Regions from separate parts of the Homo sapiens genome. Here regions 1, 2 and 4 are each linked to region 3. Evidence: chromatin contacts called from ENCODE Hi-C or POLR2A ChIA-PET data. All regions are on one chromosome and are shown on one strand. The core of a region is the stretch at or near the end of the contact, and the rest is flanking DNA. Distances in the headings are between cores, read along the strand shown. Region 1 has its middle 45 kb from the start of PRL. Region 2 overlaps CASC15 (cancer susceptibility 15). Region 3 has its middle 110 kb from the start of LINC03005. Region 4 overlaps CASC15 (cancer susceptibility 15).

What was found. A loop is a pair of places that touch in the nucleus more often than their neighbours do. ChIA-PET counts read pairs that join two places held with the same protein, here RNA polymerase II (POLR2A). Pooled maps may share reads with other maps.
Region 1: a loop to region 3 is called in a map of Caco-2, with 5 times the contacts of the local background. The contact joins two enhancer-like sites. A Hi-C loop is called at or near these places in 2 of 168 maps with a recorded cell type or tissue (Caco-2 and Calu3) and 2 of 50 pooled maps.
Region 2: a loop to region 3 is called in a pooled map, with 3 times the contacts of the local background. The contact joins two enhancer-like sites. A Hi-C loop is called at or near these places in 2 of 168 maps with a recorded cell type or tissue (ascending aorta and chondrocyte) and 4 of 50 pooled maps.
Region 4: a loop to region 3 is called in a map of chondrocyte, with 2.1 times the contacts of the local background. The contact joins two enhancer-like sites. A Hi-C loop is called at or near these places in 1 of 168 maps with a recorded cell type or tissue (chondrocyte) and 2 of 50 pooled maps. POLR2A ChIA-PET finds 5 or more read pairs at or near these places in 1 of 52 experiments (HEK293).

The regions. Positions count from the first base shown.
Region 1 is chr6:22,249,971-22,253,327 of GRCh38, reverse strand. No RefSeq gene overlaps it. Among named protein-coding and RNA genes, the nearest start is that of PRL, 45 kb to the left of the region's middle. Within about 2 kb of position 1,792, at least 2 of the 41 ENCODE cell types and tissues checked have a DNase peak (open chromatin) inside an H3K27ac peak, as active enhancers do.
Region 2 is chr6:22,061,834-22,065,202 of GRCh38, reverse strand. All of the region lies in intron 8 of CASC15 (cancer susceptibility 15), which reads right to left. Among named protein-coding and RNA genes, the nearest start is that of NBAT1, 84 kb to the left of the region's middle. Within about 2 kb of position 2,067, at least 3 of the 41 ENCODE cell types and tissues checked have a DNase peak (open chromatin) inside an H3K27ac peak, as active enhancers do.
Region 3 is chr6:22,826,230-22,829,805 of GRCh38, reverse strand. No RefSeq gene overlaps it. Among named protein-coding and RNA genes, the nearest start is that of LINC03005, 110 kb to the right of the region's middle. Within about 2 kb of position 1,310, at least 15 of the 41 ENCODE cell types and tissues checked have a DNase peak (open chromatin) inside an H3K27ac peak, as active enhancers do.
Region 4 is chr6:21,985,892-21,989,484 of GRCh38, reverse strand. The region is part of intron 6 of CASC15 (cancer susceptibility 15); the gene reads right to left. Among named protein-coding and RNA genes, the nearest start is that of NBAT1, 160 kb to the left of the region's middle. Within about 2 kb of position 1,889, at least 24 of the 41 ENCODE cell types and tissues checked have a DNase peak (open chromatin) inside an H3K27ac peak, as active enhancers do.

The DNA of each region.
Region 1 (3,357 bases), core at 543-3,042, 580 kb after region 3:
GGGCGGGTCCTGAGACTTTTGCATCTCGAACAAGCTCTCAGTGACGCTGATATGGCTGACCTGCACCACACAAGAGAATAAACCAGCAGTTCTCAACTAGGAATGACTTTGTCCCCCCCATGGGACATTTGGCACTTTCTGGAGACATTTTTGGTTGTCACAACTTCGGGGAGGTACAGCTAGTGGGTAGAGGCCAGGGATCCTGCTAAACATCTTATAATGCATAGGACAGCCCCCTACAACAAAAAAACTACTCAGCCCAAAATGTCAATACCATCCAAAATAGCAGTAGTGCCGAAGTTAAAAAATCCTGAAGTCAACAAATCTAAGGATCTTCCTCCAGTTACTATAATTACTAACAATGAAGAATAAAGCATATGGTCTTTTATGCACTCCTGGATTCAGATGTCCAAAAAGAAATGAAAAGAAATTCGGGGAGCCAGAAACAACACTAAAAATATGTGTCCATACCTAACATAATGAACCACAACAGAAACCTTACAGCCCACAATGGGTCACCCTAACCAGATGCATCTCTCAGGGATGGGGCTGTAGTTCTGGCATGTGGATTGATGGTTTGGAGGTACAGTGGGAGGGCAGGGGTATTTTAACAGGAAGACTTGAACAGGAGGTCCACAGAGCCATCTGCCCCAGGTAGACACAGGTAGCTGCCTGGAGATAACAGGAACATGGTGCCTTCTGACCAAGGCGTGGGGTCTATGTTCCCACTTCCTGGAAAGATAAAGTCCAAACCCACACTCCATGAAGATGGTTCTACACACCTCTCCAGGGCACAAGCACGTTGTTTCAAATCGCCCTTTTCTAAACGATATTCTCCTTTACTGACATTTAACAAATTATTATCTGGCAAACTAAATTTTGATTGATAGGATGAAATCGATCAACATGTTTACTGATAGATTTTTTTTCGAATTTCCAGGTTCATCAAGGAGCTAATTTTTACAGGTCACCTTGAAGATTTCACAAAGATATTTTTATTAGCAAAACTGTAATCAACACCAGCTGTATTCAGAATTTAATTGACCCACTTGGGCAATCATTTATGTAACAAAATAATGGATCTTGGGGCAAGGGAAAGATAAAAGACAGAGGTTGGAGTTTAAATAGAAAACAAATCAAAATTAGAGAGTTTATCATTTTGAAGTGGTGCGGCCAAGATTTCTTGGAAAGAAAAATTAGCTAGTCCTCTAAATACAACACTAATATTAGTAGACACCTGAGTATCATTTCACTGTGGGGGAGATTTATATGACATCGTGGGACTTTCAGGGCATCCCAATATGGCAATCTAAAACTGAATAACAAGTTTCCTGTCTCAGTTTTCCCATCAGAAATATAAGGTATATTTCCCTGTACTTGATATTTGGTGGGATCAGAAGAATAAACGTGAACTATTCCATGTGTATGATGGCAGACACTCTCAACAATCAACCTATTGGAGGACACTATCCTTTTTGTTTTTTACTTAAGATCAAACAATTTTTATACAACCTGTAACGAAAAGGAGAATGTAGTGAAATTTAAAAATCAGGAGACTCATGAGTCTTATTTGTGTGTGTGATTTTAAACCGAATTTTGAAGATTATATCTATATAGATGAACTTCAATAAGGTTCAGAGCCTATAAAAATGTTATCTCCTTCAGATGGCTTTGACCTTTCTCCAATTTCCAAGTCAGTTAATCAGCACATATTCAGTACATATTATGTTGCATAATAGGACCAGGTCTGTAACAAAATGTTATGATAGAAAAAGGCCTAAATTCCTTTTAAATGACAGAATGAAGTTTCGAGGAGTGAATCATTCATAATTTTTTTTTTTAATCTGCTGAGAGAAAGGGATTGAGTGAAAAAAAACCTCAGGGTAGCTGTGTCTTCTTCATTTTGCCTTGTATTGTGTGATGGGAAGGTAGAAGTAGACTTACTTTAAAATATTTTATGAGCTTACCCTCATTGGTTAATAACAGCTGTGGGCAGCCTCTGAAATTTATCCAAACCTCGCAACCCAGGAAACAAAGCAGAAATCTCCATGCTATTAATAATAAATGTGCCATTTTTTGCCACTGTTTTATTCTGTAATAATTGGCCAACTTCAAGTCCAACCTCAGAGTTTTTGGATTGCCAATGTAGGCAGAAACACTTCTCCATGGAAAGAAATTTTCTCAATCCCCTATTACATCTCTCTTTAGCCCTCTCTACCAATCCACACCTAGCTTTCTCATAATTAAATGAGAGAATGAAATCAGGCTATCTACTAATTCTTAATGAATTCCTTAAGTAGTCTTTGCAGGAGAATGTAAGTCTTTTAAAAGAAACAATTATGGGGAGAGAGTCCGCCTCACCCAATTTACAAGCTGGGAGCAAAAGCAGGTTTAGAGCTGTGTGTCAACACCAACCATTGTTCCTACTGGGGGACAATTTTCATGATATTTTTCAAGAATGTAAAATAAGGTTAGTTGGAACATGCAATTCTAATCCCTTCCAGCACTTATCACTCTTCAAACATTCAATAGCCACCCTTAATACCATTACCTCTGGGACAACATTTGAGTAGGCCCCTGCAATCTAACAACAAGAGACCCCAGAGAAAGACTGTGGTTTAAAAGCCTGGTTAAAGATTAGCACAAACAGTAATAAGAAGGTTCTTAGGAAAGAATCAGGACAGCTGCAGCTGAATCCTTGCTACCTGCTGAGGGTTGCTAAGCAACTTGGGCCTACCACTGCCCCAAGGGTGTTTTACTTTACAATTAGGATTTTTGAAGGGGATGAGGGGGAAGAGGGAGGGGTGATTCCTAGTGAAACCGATGTAGATCCATATATACAGATACGTGGTGTTGTGGGTTTTTTTAATAGGGAAACTGTGTCACTCCGTCCTTTCAAAGGTAGAACACTCCCTATAAAGCAGATATTTTTTTTTTGATGTAACTGACAAAAATCTAACAATAACATGGAGTTCTAAAAGTGACATTTTGACTCTAAGGGAGGAATTATTTGCAATTTGTTTTGAACAGAAGCTTAGTTCGTGTCAGTGGTGAACCTCCAGACAATCATTAGTTTAAACTGCCTGCTATGTGTTTAAAAATTTCAGTCAATTTAGAGCTGATCTGAATTGCAAATGTGATGGTAATAAGCCATTAGGGAACTGCATATCTCTTTTTTGCACTTACAACCCTCTGCTTTAAGGAGCTCCAACTACACTGAAATATGAAAATATCATTTTAATCATGCGCATTGTCGACAAACATAGAAATGCTGGAGACTCAGAAGCGGGAAAGTGGCATTCGGAGGCTAAACACGGGAAGCTGTGACAAGAATGAAGAAACACATATAACATTTAC
Region 2 (3,369 bases), core at 818-3,317, 770 kb after region 3:
TAGATTTATATAAATCTCACAAACTGCTTATAATATATCTGCACATACTGAATGCATGAAACACTGATTTGTTAGTTTTTTAAAAAAACAGGGTCTTAGAGAAATCTACACCACTGCTTAATGCCTCACTTGGTATTTTATTGCATATTTCTACTATAATTTATTTGACCACTGTAATATTATTTAGACATTTCTAGCAAAATGTATCAAAAATAAATAAGTTTGCGATCAAGCATTCTTATAGCTAAATTTTTTACACATTTGATCACAGTCTGAGAAAAAATTTGCCTAGAAGCTGAACTGCTGAAACTGTAAGAATATTTTGTGGCTTTTGATTTTACATATCGTGAAATCACCTTTAGAGAGTATACAAAAAATTTCCCCCAAAATGGCAGGTTTTTTTCCTTACCCATAGTAATACTGGTTTTTATCATTATTCTCCAACTGAGTCAGTTTAGTAGTTTAAAAATATGTCTTGTTTTACTTTACATTGCTTAAAGAAAGGGTGATTGTTTCACATATGTAAATGCAAATAATATGTATAACATTTTGAAGTGTCAGCTCAAAGTAGATACTCATAACCAATAGCAGGTATTAGCAGCCTTGAGAGACTGGCCACTTTTTACAAAGCACAATATATATTGAAGTCTTAGTATTAACTGCCTCTGTATTTTTAAAATTAAGATTGCTCAAAACTTTTGTGAAAATTTTCTAAAGCTCAATACATATCAAGATGGTTCGACTTAGGATGAGATATGCATTTTTTTACTAGCCCCTTCACCTTGTCAGCAGATATTTTTAAATGTCTAGATATTGACATTCTCTCTTTATCTCATGGCCCACTTGAGTTTTGCTTTAAATTGGTGCCTGTGTTGATGCATGCACACACATATTTACATATACATATATGTGTGTACACAAACGTCTACTCTACATATGCAAACTCCACCTCCTGGGTTCAAGCGATTCTCCTGCCTTAGCCTCCCGAGTAGCTGGGATTACAGGCGTGTGCCACCACACCCAGCTAATTTTTGTATTTTTAGTAGGGACAGAGTTTCCCCACATTGGCCAGGCTGGTCTCAAACTCCTGACCTCAGGTGATCCGCCTGCCTCAGCCTCCTAAAGTGCTGGGATTACAGGCGTGAGCCACCACGCCCAGCCTTGTGTGGTTTTTTAAAACCACTCCATACATACACATTTGATAGATATTGATAGATATGTATACACACATATGCATACATACAGAGATTCAAGACCTTACATTTTCCCCCTTAGGCTTAGCAAATCAATTAATACTAATGTTTTCTTGTTTACTATTTTATTTCATTTATTTATTTATTTCTGAGACAGGGTCTCGCTCTGTTGCCCAGGCTGGAGTGCAGTGGCGCAACCATGGCTCACTGCAGTTTCGACCTCCCAGGCTTAAGGGATCCTTCCACCTCTGCCTCCAAGTAGCTGGGAGAACAAGGGGACACCACCACACAAGGCAAATTAAAAAATAAAAAATTCTTTTAGAGATGGTGTCTTTTAGAGATGTTGCCCAGGCTGATCTTGAACTCCTGGGCTCAAACAATCTTCCTGCTTCGGCCTCTCAAAGAGCTGGTATTATAGACCTGAGCCACCACACCCGGCCTCTTGTTTACTGTTTTAAAGGAGTAATCCCAGGGGTGTTCTCACTGCAAAACACCACTGAAAGAAAATAAAACACTATTTCTCCTGGATTCTTCTCCTCACCATTAAACAAGTGAGTAAACAGCAAAGAAGCCTACTTCAGAACTACCTGACCTGCTCACCCCACTGAGCTGCCAAGAGCTGCACCCACTGTGTCCCACAAGCATGACAGGCTCGGCTCTGCAGGGAATGGGCACAGCCCCACACAGTCATCGCAACCGACATCTGTGGGCAAGACGCCGAGGTACACCTCAATCACGTGTGCCTGTCACAGAACGCTCGCTCACGCACCTGCTTCAACCGTGTGAGCTCAGCCTGTGGGTTTTCCTTGATTGATGTTGGTGTAACTGCTTCACGCTCTCCGTGGGTGAAGGGAAGTGGGCTCTGCTCAGAGCAGTTTGTGGTGCTTCACACTTCCACTTGACATTACACAAGGAATAGCAAGTTACAGAGGGAGGCACACGCCTGCAGGCTCTCCACACCCTCACTGACGGATGGAGAAGGCATCGAACCTTAAAATAAAACAACAATGAAATAGGGGCTTTGAAAACCAGGAAACAAGCAGGCGAAGGAAGCATCTGTCTCTTTCACTCTGAGCCAACCCCAGATGAGTCACACGCGTGTGCGCGCACACACACACACACCATGCCCACCAGAGGACCACTGATTTCACCACCTCTAGGCCTTCGTAGAGGCTTTTAATGTTTCTTGACTAAGCAAATTTGTTCTTTGCCCAAACTACCACAATATTCATGAAATCATTCAGACCTAGAAAAAAAGAGAAAAAATGACTATTTGAGCAAATTTCACAACTTTCAACAAGGTTCAATCTACCCTAAGAAAAGGTTTCAATAAATTGTGCCCATGTGTATAACTTTTCAACTTTTTAACATTCATTTCTTATTTTCAAAGTAAATATTCAAGTCAGCTAAGTTACAACACCTGATTTTGGATCTTTGGAACCCCACAACTGCCATGCAAGTTCCCAGGCGAATGATCTGAAAAAACTCCACGGTCTTCAATTGCTCCCACACTTGGCTCTCCTTTTTGTTGCCTCTACTCCTCTGCTATGAGATTCGAGGCAATAACTACAATTTTAGAAAAAGTAAGAAAGCCTGATTATAAGAAAAATCAAAGAAAATATCTGCATATGTTAGAAAAGCATATGCAAAAGGAAAAAAATCCAGTTGGATGCCAAAACTTGTGTGGTTTTTAAAATTTTTATTTATTTATTCATTTTTGAGACAGAGCCTCACTCTGTTGCCCAGGCTGGAGGGCAGTGGCACCATCTCAGCTCACTGCAAAGTCCACCTCCTGGGTTCAAGCGATTCTCCCGCCTTAACCTCCCGAGTAGCTGGGATCACAGGTGTGTGCCACCACACCCAGCTAATTTTTGTATTTTTAGTAGGGACAGGGTTTCCCCACATTGGCCAGGCTGGTCTCAAACTCCTGACCTCAGGTGATCTGCCTGCCTCAGCCTCCTAAAGTGCTGGGATTACAGGCGTGAGCCACCGCGCCCAGCCTTGTGTGGTTTTTTAAAACCACTCCATACATCCCATTGGTGGACCCAGAGAAGTTCTAGCAAAAACCTAATTGTTGCTTTCATTTGAACTATGTGAAACTGTCTTTTTTTAACCCTTGAAATACTGACAATTTCAAGGGATTCACCTAAATATTTTCTCAGACTTACACATGCCA
Region 3 (3,576 bases), core at 61-2,560:
CTGCATATCATGAAGTCTAACACTCATGTGAAGGTTGAAGAAAATTTATACTTTATCAGGGAGTCAATACGCCACCCAACAGCCTTTTTCTACCCACAATGCAAGATTAATGTTCCTAGGAGTTATAGAGAAAACTAAACCCATGGAGGGGTAGCTTTGTTATTGGTGCTATTACGTTGGACCACAATAAAACTGTGTTGGATTTGAGTCTTGACTGATAAATTTAATCACAGATTTATCTCTGTGTTTTACTTTCAACAAATATTTGTGGACACCCTTTTCCAAGGTAAAAACCAGAAACAAATAAAAACAACAACAACAACAAAAAACTTTACCGGACATTATAAGGGTTAAAAGGAGTATATGACATAATTCCTGTAGAGATGACATATATCTAAGTTATTGCTTGAGATACAAATATGGCAATGAAAGGAGGCTATAGGAAGTTTCATATACTTAGTACATGCTAATCTCAGGCATTTCAGAGTTTGATGATGTAGGATTTGGCTTTGAATCAAGGGTAATATTTGTATAGGTAAGTAGGTAGGTGGGTAGGTATTAGAACATGGTGAGTGCTTCAAGTAGGCAGTCATGAGTAAAGCATGGAGGAAAAACTGAAAAGTCAGCTAACAATAGTGTTTGAGTTTAGCTAGAATACAGATTTCATTTAGGAACTTAATAAAGATAAAGAGGAAATTATAGTTTGGGGCCAATTGAGTAAAAGACTTTTAATTCTAACTTAAAGTTTTCCAAATTAATTCTTTTAACAATGGAAGAACATTTCGTAGTTTTCAAATAGAAAAACGTCGTTGTGGTATTCTATGAAGGTCTGGGAAGAGAAAGAAAAAAGTGATTAGTCTTTACTGAGTGTTACTGACTCAGGTGATCTTTTGGTAATAGATTAGAAATGTTAGTTCCTAGTGCAGTTACTCGTCATTAATAAGAGTTTAAGGTAACTATCGCAAACAGAAACCTTCCCTCAAGATTGACATAGCCTGTGTTATTCTTACTGACTTATCTCATGGGGCTGAGTTGATAGATCTCGAAATGCTTTTTAAAAAGCAGACTGGGTGGCCAGGGCCAATTCCCAACTGATCCAGATAGAACTTGGCATAAAATCCTCTAGGGAATGTCTGGGTCCCACCAGCTCTGCCACCTGACCACTAGTGGGCAGACACAGCCCTCGGTTCTCAGGAAAATTTTATATCACAGAGGGGAATCAGGGTCAGCGATTTCAGGGGCAGTCCCTTTCACTGCTTAATCCAACCTGGCTGACTTAATGATATAAATATAGATTTACTGCCTCTGCCCCCTGAGCACGGAGCCACCACCTTCACTCTAAAGGTAACTCCACCTGGTAATTAACTGTGAAATATTGAGTGGCCAGTGTCTGACCTGAGCGTTTGTGCCAAGCAAAAGTTTCACTTGTTTTGTTTTTTTTTTTCTCTCTTTCACTGCCAGTTTGTGTGTACGTGTATTTTTAAGTATTAACTCTCATGGAAGCACATGCCTATTTAAAATTCCCAGACGATGAGTCAGACCCGTTCAGTGAGGTTCCTGGAGAGTCACATGATGTGATTTGATGAAACTTCACCTTATGAAGGGTTGGAGGAAAAAATAAAAAAAAACACTTTCAGACTTATATACATATACACATATACATACACATACATATATATTATTGTGGATATATACTTGTATATAATGTCATATAATTTTGCATACATACACACACCCACACAGTAGAGAAACAGACAGACACACATATACATGCAGTTAAAAAAAATCCCTTTGCTTTGTTTCTCTGTTTCCCTCAATAGATATTTAAAAATCTGGTGAGCCAACAGCTCATGCCTCTTTGAAACAAGAAGACAGCAGAAGCCCTGTAGCTACATGTGCTGCATATGAGTTTTAGTTATGTAGCTACCCTCTGAAATCACAATAGTGAAACTGGAAATTTGGATTCCAAAGTGATAAAGAGCATTGCTGAGACTTAGGATATCTGAGTCGTTTCACTTGCTGCTCTGATATGCTATAGGCTTATTTAGGCCTTTAAAAAATTCTGTATTATAATTTATACTTTTCTTCAAATCAGTTTGATGTTTCATGGTATAACTAACATATCTTTCTACGTTGAACAGTAAAGTAGGCTAACTCCTGTGAATAAATCCAAATTATAGTAATTTCTGAAGCTCTTCAATTAATTTTTCTGTATGTCTTCTCTAAGTGTAAACTCACTCTAGGAGTGATATTTGCAGTGTGAAAGCCTCATTTGCTAATGAACCCTAGCTATAAGCAGGATTGAGTCACTTCTTATGAAAAATATATGAGTTATAGAATAGTAAGTGTTCTAGAATGAGCCTGCCTCAAGAGAAGTATGGATGGAGAGCAAGAAAGCTAATAGTTGCTTATAAAGGGAAAGTTCCCTTCAAAAGATTGAGGACAGACACAGGATTTTGGGAGTGTCTTGTTGTTTTAAAACATCATAGAGGAAGTAATTGCTGCATCGATTCATTCACTTAATAAACATTTATTGAGAGCCCACTGTGTGCCAGAAACTGCTAGATGCTGGAGATTCAAGAACCCACAAGTCCTTCTAGTTTGATGGATGGGAGTTTCATAAGCAAATAGTTATAATTCGGGAATGTGGAAAGTACTGTGAAAACACAGGTGCAGCAATGACTAACTTTGCCTAACAGAATTTGATAAAACTTCACAGAGGAGGTGATATTTGATCCAGATCTTTACAGATAAGTAGGAAATGACTTGTTGAAAAATTACTAAAGCAGAGGAAAAAATTATGAATGTTGGGAATGTAGGGTTGAAGGAGGAAGGCCCATTAAAGATGTAATTTAATATTAGCCAGAACTGGTCCATAAGAGGGAGCTTTGAATGTGCAATTCATTTGCACTTTTATTCTGGGTGAATCCAGAAGCTAAACATATTTCAGCAGTGGGTTTAGAACCAGGAAATGGAAAGCGACTAGTAATCTAGGCTCTCTCTCATAATATTCATCCTCAGTCTCTGTCCCTGTTTCTGTCTCTCTCTTTCTTTCTTCCTCCTTCTCCTTAACTTGCTCAGGCTCTCTCATCTTTAGGTCTGAATAATTTTTCTCTGAAGAATGACACCATTTTGTACTAAGATATGACAATTTTCATCATCTCTGGTAATAGTCTAAACTTACTGGGGTTGCTATATCTATATGCCAAAATTCCTAGAGGGAGAATCTTATTTGCCCAGCTGATCCAATGCACTGTGGTCAGGAGTGGAGTCACATGGTACGGATACAAGTCCTGGAAACAAACCTCCATCAAAAGGGAAGGACATTCTCATATAGGTAGGCCGTGGGTCTAACACTGCTCCAAAAGTTATCTACAACTTATAATAATTCTATATTGAATGCTCCTAAAAGGATTGTGGGAGTGTAACATGACACTGTTACCTTTTGCACAATGCAAACCTAAATTTGCTGAGGTTGTTTTCTATAGCTTTTATTTATCTCTATATTTTGTGAGTGTTTCTTGAGATGTCCAAGAAGGTGTATTTCTCCACGAAAAGCAGAACGGTGGACTGGGA
Region 4 (3,593 bases), core at 640-3,139, 840 kb after region 3:
ACTTGAACCAGGGAGGCGAAGGTTGCAGTGAGCCAAGATCGCACCACTGCACTCCAGCCTGGGCAAAAGAGTGAGACTCAGTCTCAAAAAAAAAAAAAAAAAAAAAAAAATCACATAGAAAAGAAAAGTTCACAGATACCTAAATCCACTATGAAAAAGAAGAACAATAAGTAGGACTTACTCTACCAGATAGTAAAATATATTACCAAGCCATAGTAACAAAACAGCATAAACTTTAGTTAAAGAACAGAAAAACCAATGGAGCATATCAGAGAGCGGAAGGGCAACACCAGCTTAAATAAACAGAATCACCATATGAAAAATTAATGGATTGCTACCTGCTACCACATACATATATGGACTTCAGATAGATTAAAGACCTAAATGTGGAAGATAAAACTATAAAACTGATATGAATAGATAATTTTTGTATTAGAAGAAGAGGGAATATTTTGCAAAGCCCCCAGAGTAAAATGCTGATAAACTAAATTACATCAAAATTAAAGACTTCTGTTCAATAAAAAGTATAAGAGACAAAAGTTAACAGAAACGTGACAGGCTAGGAGAATACATGTAATGTCTAAAGCCAGCCAGGGACTATCTGGACTATACAACGAATGCCTATAAATCAATAGGAAAAGTAAAAAATTTCCAGTAGATAAATGTGCAATGAATTTGAAGGGGAATTTACAGATGAGAAAAATCCAAGAAAATCAAGCACATGAAGACATAATCAAATCCAACAATAATCAGATAAAAACAAAACAAAACAAAAAATATATCATTTTACACTCACTAGACAGAAATAGGGAAAATTAGAAAGCTTAATAATGCTAAGTACTGGTGGGAATGTGGGAATAAGCATTCATACTGCTGGTGGGTGCTTTGACTGGTGAATCATTCCGGAGGTAATCAGTATACTTTTTGAAATTATACTGTATACAGTATCTGAGCTGGGTACCTATGCCCTCTGGCTCAGCAAGTCTACTATTAGGCTAGAACCCAAATAAATTCCCCTTGGTACTTTCCAGTAAGGGATGTATCTGAGGCTTTTCACAGTAGTTGTGTTCATGGTGAGGTGAGATGGAGACAATATAGGGGTCCATCCCTGGGAGAGAACAGAAGTAAAATGTATTCTAGACGCACTTCAACAACTATGGGCATTTGGATGCAATGGATTAGATGTACACATAGCAATATCCATGGACCTTAAAATAGAATACTGAGTGGAGAAAATACAAAGAAACAAAATAAGATATATAACTCATATTCACATAAATTAAAATGCAGTTACAATAAATTCCAAATATGAAACTATGTGAAATTTATAAGAACACATCCACTGGCAAGGGCATGCATTTTGAATGACTGAGTTTTCAAATGACTAGGAATGAGGATGAAGGAGAATGTACGCCTGCCAGCGTGTACCCATACGCAAATCAATAGAGACCTATGAGATTGTGTGTGTCTATGTGTACGGATCTATGTATCAAACAAGAGTTTTACAAAATACACATATTCTTATTCCATATAATGCACTCTGTTTACATTTCCTGTTTCCTTTTTTATTTTTTAAGGCTGATCTCTGTCCACACAATTGATTGCATAACCTAGCAATGCGTTACAACTTTACTTTTTAAAACACTGATGTAGACAATAATAAAGGCATTACAGTGAGTTCCTTGAAGAAGAAGAAGAATAGTGCCATAAAACTAAGAATTGTAAGCAAGAGCCCGAGCACAGGCAGCCGACTTGAGAAAAAGCTCTCTCTTGTGCTCCTTCTCCCAAAGATTCACATTCTCAGGGAATTACCGGGAGTCTGGGTCGGCTCCTCATCACGTGATTCTGACCTCAACAGCACTTCCGGACGGTGAACTTTTCACCCTTACTTAGCCCTGGCCTGTCAGACTGAGGCCGCAACTAAAGCAGGAAATGATATGCTACTTGCTTTAGCAGAAGGGATATTTTAAAACATAAAGGAACATTTCTAAGCGTTCCTTAAACACATTCAAACGGGATGTAAATATATAAAAATATGATCCTTCTCTTTTGAAATGGAAAGTTGGAAGATACAAAAAAGGCAGAAATGCTAAGGACCAAAATAATAAAATAGAAAAAACTTGAAAACAGGAGTAGGTCGCCCAGATTTCAAGGGAGCAGGAAACTAAATATGTGTAGGAGGAGATGCTGTATAAGATAGAAAAGTCAATGGGCTGTTTCCAATTTTCAGTTCAGTAAATAAAAATTAAAAGCAAACAAAACTTTCTATTTCAAATGAACCAAATATCGTCTTGTGAGGGCAGCTTTAGGTCCTCTTCCTACCAGAAGCTCTTACCAGAAAACATTTCTTGGCCAATACAGAACATAGCAAATTTTAAGTATTTAAACAGGACTACACACTTCTGAGCTAAATAGGGGTAGATGTTCCTGGGCTAACTGAGGTGCAGCAAAAAGTGGGGTGCAGAACTCTGTTTCTACCTTTGCGGCTGTGCTCAAGTGGAGAGATGAGAAGGAGTGACCAGTTTTAGACGCAGAGCACCAGGTCTGCAAACGGAGGGAGGCAGCAGCCCTGGACACGATGTTCCCTGAAGGGCAGCGTTTGTACAGGGATACTCAAGAGCCAGCCGTATCAGCCTGAGTTTGAAGCAGGCATCTACCTAGGGCTATCATCAACTGCTTGTAAAACAGAACTAAGTTGGAAGAGGTTATATAAAAGAAAACAAACAAAAAACTAAAAAGAACTACATTTCCTAGAATTCATATAACAAAAGGCAGAAGAAATATAATCTATACACAGAGAGGAGTGGCTTTTGGTCTATAGGCCAGAAAAAAAGGTGCAGATAAAGTGGGTGACCAGGGAGCAAAACAAGCAGGGGGCTACAGGAACCATGAAGTTGTTTTAGCATATTTACCAGTTAGTGGTCCTGAAATGATAGGTGTCCACAAAGTACACATGCTATGTTAAAGATAATGGCCAGCTCTTTTCAATTTTTGATGAAAACATAGCAAGAGAACAGTTATTCCAAAAGCCATCATTTATTGAAAAGGCTCTTGACAATACACAATTGCTAATCCTTATGCCAACTCTGCAAGGTAAGTGATAGCACCTTTTACAAATGAAGAAACAGACCATCATCGACGCTAAGAAAGCTCCCCTGTGTTGCATAGCAATAAGAGGCAGAGCCAAGATTTGAGCCTAAGGGTTTCTGATTTCAAAATATCTTTCTGTTCAGCATACTGACACTCAAAAAGTATATGTAGGTGAAAATTGATTAAGCAAGACATCAAAAAGAATTTCCTCCACTTAAAAACGCTAAAATGGGTTAAGCATTGAAGGGGTAAATTACCAATGTCAATTTCCTGGTTTTAATAATGGTACTGTGGATATTAAAGATAGTAGTATCATGGGGAAGCTGGGTGAAGGGTACATGAAAACTCTGTAAGTTTTGCACCTCCTTGCAGCCTAAGATTCCTTTAAACTTAAAAGTATCTTTTGTAAGTAAGGGAACAGACATTTTGGAAAGTTATACAGCATCTTTCTCCTTTGGATACATATATTTAAAAAAAAAAAAAAAAAGCTAATTCTTGGCCAG